Regions from separate parts of the Homo sapiens genome. Here region 2 is linked to region 1. A link is a contact called in ENCODE Hi-C or POLR2A ChIA-PET data. All regions are on one chromosome and are shown on one strand. The core of a region is the stretch at or near the end of the contact, and the rest is flanking DNA. Distances in the headings are between cores, read along the strand shown.

What was found. A loop is a pair of places that touch in the nucleus more often than their neighbours do. ChIA-PET counts read pairs that join two places held with the same protein, here RNA polymerase II (POLR2A). Pooled maps may share reads with other maps.
Region 2: a loop to region 1 is called in a map of PC-9, with 5 times the contacts of the local background. The contact joins two enhancer-like sites. A Hi-C loop is called at or near these places in 2 of 168 maps with a recorded cell type or tissue (PC-9 and heart left ventricle) and 1 of 50 pooled maps. POLR2A ChIA-PET finds 5 or more read pairs at or near these places in 8 of 52 experiments (A673, AG04450, K562 and 5 more).

What each region holds. Positions count from the first base shown.
Region 1 is chr14:93,260,431-93,264,025 of GRCh38, forward strand. BTBD7 (BTB domain containing 7) reads right to left here. Exons shown (of 11, transcript NM_001002860.4): 4 at 3,355-3,563; 5 at 1,172-1,247. Among named protein-coding and RNA genes, the nearest start is that of UBR7, 55 kb to the left of the region's middle. Within about 2 kb of position 2,226, at least 2 of the 41 ENCODE cell types and tissues checked have a DNase peak (open chromatin) inside an H3K27ac peak, as active enhancers do.
Region 2 is chr14:93,307,804-93,311,173 of GRCh38, forward strand. The region is part of intron 1 of BTBD7 (BTB domain containing 7); the gene reads right to left. Among named protein-coding and RNA genes, the nearest start is that of BTBD7, 24 kb to the right of the region's middle. Within about 2 kb of position 1,813, at least 2 of the 41 ENCODE cell types and tissues checked have a DNase peak (open chromatin) inside an H3K27ac peak, as active enhancers do.

The DNA.
Region 1 (3,595 bases), core at 976-3,475:
AATCACAAATTTCCAAAGTTGAAAGCCCAGCCTCCAACATATGATGCTTCCTTCTCTTCTGCAGTGACCCCACTGGGAGGTCATTCAGAAGTATTATTTATTTCTCTTTTACCTTCCACAACATTTTTTTTTTTTTTTTGAGACGAAGTTTTGCTCTTGTTGCCCCAGGCTGGAATGCAATGGCCCCATCTCGGCTCACCACAACCTCTGCCTCCCGGGTTCAAGTGATTCTCCTGCCTCAGCTTCCCAGGTGGCAGGGATTACAGGCACATGCCACCATGCCCAGCTTATTTTTTATTTTTAGTAGAGACAGGGTTTCTCCATGTTGGTCAGGCTGGTCTCGAACTTCCAACCTCAGGTGATCCGCCCGCCTCGGCCTCCCAAAGTGCTGGGATTACAGGCGTGAGCCACTGCACCCAGCCTACTTTCTACAACATTTAAAAATAAACAATGAATGCTTTTTTATTTGTACTCTTTTTTTTTTTGAGTCTTGCTCTTTCACCCATGTGGAGTGCAATAGTGCAATCTCAGCTCACTGCAACCTCTGCCTCCCAGGTTCAAGTGATTCTCATGCCTCAGTCTCCCGAGTAGCTGGGAGTACAGGCGCGTGCCACGACTTCCCACTAATTTTTGTATTTTTAGTAGAGGCGGGATTCTGCCATGTTGGCCAGGCTGGTCTCAAACTCCTGACCTCAGGTCAGCCTGTACTCGTATTTTTAAACTGAGGTTAAAATTCACATAACACAAAATTTATTTAAAACATTTTAAAGCGTACCATTCAGTGGCTCTTACTATACTTGTATTGTTGTGCAACCATCAACACTAATTCCAAATTTTCATCAACATTATGCTTTTGTAATACTTTAGTCATTATATGAAATTATATGAAATTTTTCATTCTAGTACTTCCACGAATCAGTCATGTTTTATTAAGCACCTAAGAACATAATAATAAAAAGTATCCTTTTAAAGCTGCAAAATAAGACTTTCTGATATATTTATTTTAATAAACTATACCCTGTCCACTAAAGGATTTTGCTGGTGGTAAAAACTTCCATTTTCACCAGGCAACAGTGTCAATTTTCAAGACTGATGTGCGGCATGCATTTCTATATAAGAACCACCAAATTTTACACAAGGTAACTAGTGCAAGCTAATTTTCGGAGCTTACCTCTATCTGCTATTCTTTTCATCAACTGATGCTCTCCCCATTTAATCAGATATTTAAGGATATCTTGTTCACTTGCCTATAATAAAAAATGGTTTATATTTATTTTAGTGAAATTAGATAAGTGGTTAATTTCATTAAGGACTTTTCGTAGGTGGGAAATAACAGCATGCAACTTACCATGTTTCACTCTTTCCATTGGCTGTTTGAAGTTTTAGTGTTAAATCTGTGGTCCATCAACAGGAAATATACAAGACTGCATTACATATATTTTATCCAGTAACCTCAATCTTGGCTCCAACTAATTTTTAAATTTCATTTCTATCTTCTTTTTCTGTAATCTGCTCCCTTCCTATTTTATTTTTTCATTTTAATTTTTCCTTTTGAGATGAAGTCGTACTCTATTGCCCAGGCTGGAGTGCAGCAGTGCCATCATGGGTCTCTGCAGCCTCAACCTCCTGGGCTCAAGTGATTCTCCCCGCTTCAGCCTCCTGAGCAGCTGGGACTACAGGTATGTGCTACCACACCCAGCTAATTTTTTTTTTTTTTTTTGAGAGGGAGTCTCGCGCTGTTGCCCAGGCTGGAGTGCAGTGGTGTGATCTTGACTCACTGCAAGCTCCTCCTCCCAGGTTCACGCCATTCTCCTGCCTCAGTCTCCCAAGTAGCTGGGACTACAGGCGCCCGCCACCACGCCTGGCTAATTTTTTTGTATTTTTAGTAGAGACAGGGTTTTACCTTGTTAGTCAGGATGGTCTCGATCTCCTGACCTCGTGATCCGCCTGCCTTGGCCTCCCAAAATGGCTAATTTTTTTTTAAATTTTTTGTACAAATGGGGTCCCACCTGTTGCCAAGGCTGGTCTCGTACTTCCGGGCTCAAGCAACCCACTTCCTATTTTAAATTTATTTTATCTTACTATGTGGTTTCTATATAGCTGCCTTAAATTCTCTTTTGGAAGAAAACAGAGATAAGTAAATGAAAGTGTAAGTATAGGGTATAGGCAGAGTAACTACTCTCTCCTGGAGGGACAGGAAAAACAAGTCAGTCAACTTGTTTTGGCAGAAGAAACTACAATCTCTACAAGGTATTCTACTGGTTAGTGAAGCACAATCTGTGAAATGGCAATGTAGCCCTCATTTCTTTGTATTTTATTTAAAATCTTAGAGCAAATCTAGGCTGCTCTCTGTTTTTTTTTTTTTTAATACTTTCTAAGAAGGAATGCAAAGCTCCTAAAGACAATAATCTAAGAGAACTAACAACTTCTAACACAAACATAAAGCGTCCAGTTTTGATCAGGACAATGAGACAAGGTTAATGAACAAAGATTCTCCATAAATCAAGCCCAAGTATGCCATCTGTACTGCAATCAAAGCAACATACAAAGGAAAAGCACAGATGCTGAGTGTATTATTTAACTCTCCACTGCATTTCTGACTAAAATGGTAGCATTTTATTATTTTTCTAGTACAAATACAAAGAAATAGGAAGTGGTTCAATGGGTTTATGTCTTTAATAGCATTAAAACGGTTGTACAGTTTTTAGCATAAAATTCATATAGCCAATGCACAAAAATTAAGCTTGGATATACTTTGCCTGTAAGTATTTTCTGTAATGTATAAAATCTATTATTAATGTAAATTTCCAAATTAAATTGACATTTAAGTCAAGAACACAAGAATTTGCTAAAAACTACTTCTGGTTAAAAATAAGTAGTTGAAAACATTACCGTACTTTGGAAGAATACATGCACTGAGTTTTGATAAAAATGTGAGCAGATCAGAAATTGAATATTATTTTTACTTTGTGCTGCTGAAGCTACTGTCTTACAATCTAAGTATGTGATGCTCCACCAAAAGTAAGAAACCACTATAGAGAAGCTACATTAATAGAAGTCAAGAAAATCATGTTGGGATGTGCTTCTGACCTTGCCTACTGCCCCAATCTCTTTTTGGTGCATTTGGCTGGGACCTGGGCTTGTTCAATGTTGAGTCATGGTAGCAGTGTACATGAAGAGCCAGTGAGCCAGAAGGCTTTTGTTGTACAACTATGAAGAGGGCAGTCCTGGGTGGTTTGATCACAGCCTGTTTCTCTTCCCCTGCCCTACCCTAGATGGAAGAGTAATAGAGCATAGATGGGTTTCTTGGCGCACATATGAATGACAGAGTTTGAGAGGTGTTTAAATGATTACCTGTAGGTAGTCAGACTGGATAGCAGTAAGCAGATGGTCTTTGCTGAGTTCATAAAAAACATCCGAAGTCATGACCTGGGAAAATTCCTCACAGAGGAAATGTAAAGCTTGTCGGTGCACCCATTTAGAGCCATATGGATGAGAACTCCACTTGAGGATGGCAATTAAGGTATCTAATGAGATGCTCTCAGCAATGATATCCTCACAGCCTAAAAGAGAAGGCAAATACTTCTTGAGATTA
Region 2 (3,370 bases), core at 563-3,062, 47 kb after region 1:
CTAAATCCTCACCACATAATACAGTACCTGGCACTTAGGAGGCATTAAGTTGAAAACTGCTGAATGAAATTAGTTTTAAAAAATAAACATTTAGTAAGGAAAGGCTTATCTGTAATCATTCTTCAAGATTTTGAGTCCAAAAACTATTTCTTGGGATCCATATTCCTTCACAGTCTAAGCCTCTTAGAAGAGTGTGATTAAAAAATTGCGGCCGGGCACGGTGGCTCAATCCTGTAATCCCAGCACTTTGGGAGGCCGAGGTGGGCGGATCATGAGGTCAGGAGATCGAGACCATCCTGGCTAACACAGTGAAACCCCGTCTCTACTAAATATATTAGCCGGGTGTGGTGGTGGGCGCCTGCAGTCCCAGCTCCTCGGGAGGCTGAGGCAGGAGAATGGCGTGAGCCTGGGAGGCGGAGCTTGCAGTGAGCTGAGATCGCACCACTGCACTCCAGCCTAGGCGACAGAGCCAGACTCGGTCTCCAAAAAAAAAAAAAAAAAGAAAAGAAAAGAAAATTGGATTAGTACTTGGAGACAAAAGATTTCCCAGCAAAAAGCCTCATGGATCACAGCGTACATATACCCTCAAATACGACTTGTGGAAATGTTTCCATAAGCAATAAAGTAAATAATTTTTAAAAACACACTGCTTCCTCAATAATTAAACATAGAATTATATGATCCAGCAATTCCATTTGTGGATATATACCAAAAAAAGTGAAAACAGGGACTCAAACAGATGTGTACACCCACGTTCATAGCAAAATTATTCACAACAGCCAAAAGGTAGAAGCAACTCAGGTGTCCACAGATAGATGAATGGGAAAACAAAATGTGGTGTATACATAGAGTAGATTATTCAGCCTTAAAAAGGAAGGAAATTCTGACACATGCTGAAACACAGATGAACCCTAAGAACATTATGTTAAGTGAAATAAGCCAGTCACAAAAGGACGAATATGGATTCCACTTATATGAAGTACTTAGAGTAATCAAATTCATAGAGACAGAAAGTAGAATGATGGTTGTCAGGGGCTGGGAAGTTAGTGTTCAGTAAGCACAAAGTTTCAGTTGTGGAAAATGAGAAAGTTCTGGAGATGGTGGTGATGGCTGCACAACAATGTGAATGTACTTAATGTTGCAGAACTATATATACACTTAAAACTGGTTAAAATGGTAAATGTTATGTATTTTTAAGTGACAACTTAAAAAATGGAAAAAACCTCACAAAAAAACATTAAAACAGAAAAGCAATGACATACCTTCCCTCTCCACTCCCTTTTTTAAACATTCCCCCCAACTTCATGTTCCTTTTAATGACTGGAGTGGGAGTATCTTACATCAGAATGGGAATACAGTTTACCAAGGGCTTTTTCATGTGTTAAGTCATTTTATTCTCACAATAACTCTTCCATGTAGACAGCACAGGCATATTCTCTATTCTCCAAATGAGGAAATCAAAGTAGAGACTTTAAAGTGACTTATCCAAAGTCAAATAAAGAGTAAAATGGGCCAGGTGCAGTAGCTCACGCCTGTAATTCCAGCACTTTGGGAGGCCAAGGTGTGTGGCCTAGGCGACAAGGGCAAAACTCCTCTGTCTCCAAGAAAAAAAAAAAAAAAAGAGTAAAATGGCAAAGCCAAGACCAAAGACCAGGCCTTCAATCCCTCATCTAGTGTGTGTCTTATCCCCCCAACCTCCACACCCCTGCTAAACAAGAAAGCGTCTCAAAAGTCTTCAGTGCTATACCAACCTTTCTGAAGGAAGCTGCCACGTCTACCTCATGCTTCTGTGTCCACTGTGCTGCTGTTTCTATTACTCAACCCTTAAGTCTCCAGTTTCTACTTTATCACCCAACTGAGGTAAAGGGACAGATCTTAATCTCTCTAGTGCTGTGTATTGTTGAACAGTAAAATGTTTCTTGATTGTGATTAATACTCCATAAATATCAAATCTCCTAGCATTCAAACACAGAGGACAATTAAATGACTAAGCTTCTCTAATCTCATCCCTTCCTATTACTTGTTTTTCCTTCCTTTGCAGGAGATACTTTTGTAATTTTTGTAATAAAAATGAAAAAATATACAATAAAAAAGTGGAGAAAATAGTTAATGGATCTCTACCCATTGCCAAGTTTCAACCAACATTTACCAATTGGCAGGTGTTTTTTTTTCCCCCTTTAGAAATGGGGTCTTGCTCTGTTGCAGAGGCTGGGGTGCCGTGGCACAAACATAGCTCACTGCAACCTCAAACTCCTGGACTCAAGTGATCCTCCTGCCTCAGCTTCCCAAAGTGCTGCAATTACAGGTTTAAGTATCAACTATATCCCAGTCCACTATCTACCCAATCCCAGTAGAATATTCTCAAGCAAATCTCAGATAGCATATTATTTCAACCTGTAAATATTTCCATATTTACCTCTAAAAGGATGTAAAGCAACTACAGACTATCATATCTAAAATAAACAATAATTCCTTAATATGAAACTCCTGGGCAGTGTTAACATTTCTCAAATTGTTTTTTCTTTGTTTGAATTAGGATCCAAATAAGGTCTACACACTGTGACTGGATGACTATGTCTCTTCAATCTCTGCATATGGGTTCCTCCCCCTTTACAATTTTTTTTTGTTGAAGAAATCAGGTTACCTGGTTGTTTCCTATAGTTTGGATTTTGCCAAATGTATTACCATGATGTAGTTTAATAATGTGCTTCTGACTCTTGTATTTACAGTAAATTGATAGAGACCAGCGTGGGTAACGTGGTGAAACCCCATCTCTACTAAAATAATAAAAATTGGCCGGGTGTGGTGGCACGCACCTGTAGTCCCAGGTACTCGGGGGCTGAGGCACAAGAATTGCTTGAACCTGGGAGGTGGAGGTTGCAGTGAGCTGAGATAGTACCATTGCACTCTAGCCTGGGCAACAGTGACTCTGTTTCCAAAAACAAACAAACAAAAAAACCAAAAAACTTTTTTTTTTTTTTTTTTTTGCCAAGACTGCTTCACAGGTGGCAGGTAGTATGTACTTCCAACAGTTAAGTTCAAAAGTCTATTGAATTCCCTTTTTTTGATATTAACAGTTATCAATGATCACCAACTAAAGCAATCCATTAACGGGGTTGAAAAACGATCACATGATAGTCTATCATTCTTTCTTTATTCACTAGCTGGAAAAATTCTATAAAAAAAACTCATCAACTATTCAGTTGTCCTGATGCAGTCTGTATAGAAAGGACAGAATAAATGAGTAATTTTTTACTTTTATTTACTAATTTTCAAAACAATTAGTAATAGCTTCCTAGCATCCTTAAAGACAATCAGTGAGTTTTAAAAAGTTATGAATTAATAGACTTACATCTATGTGACAGGTTTT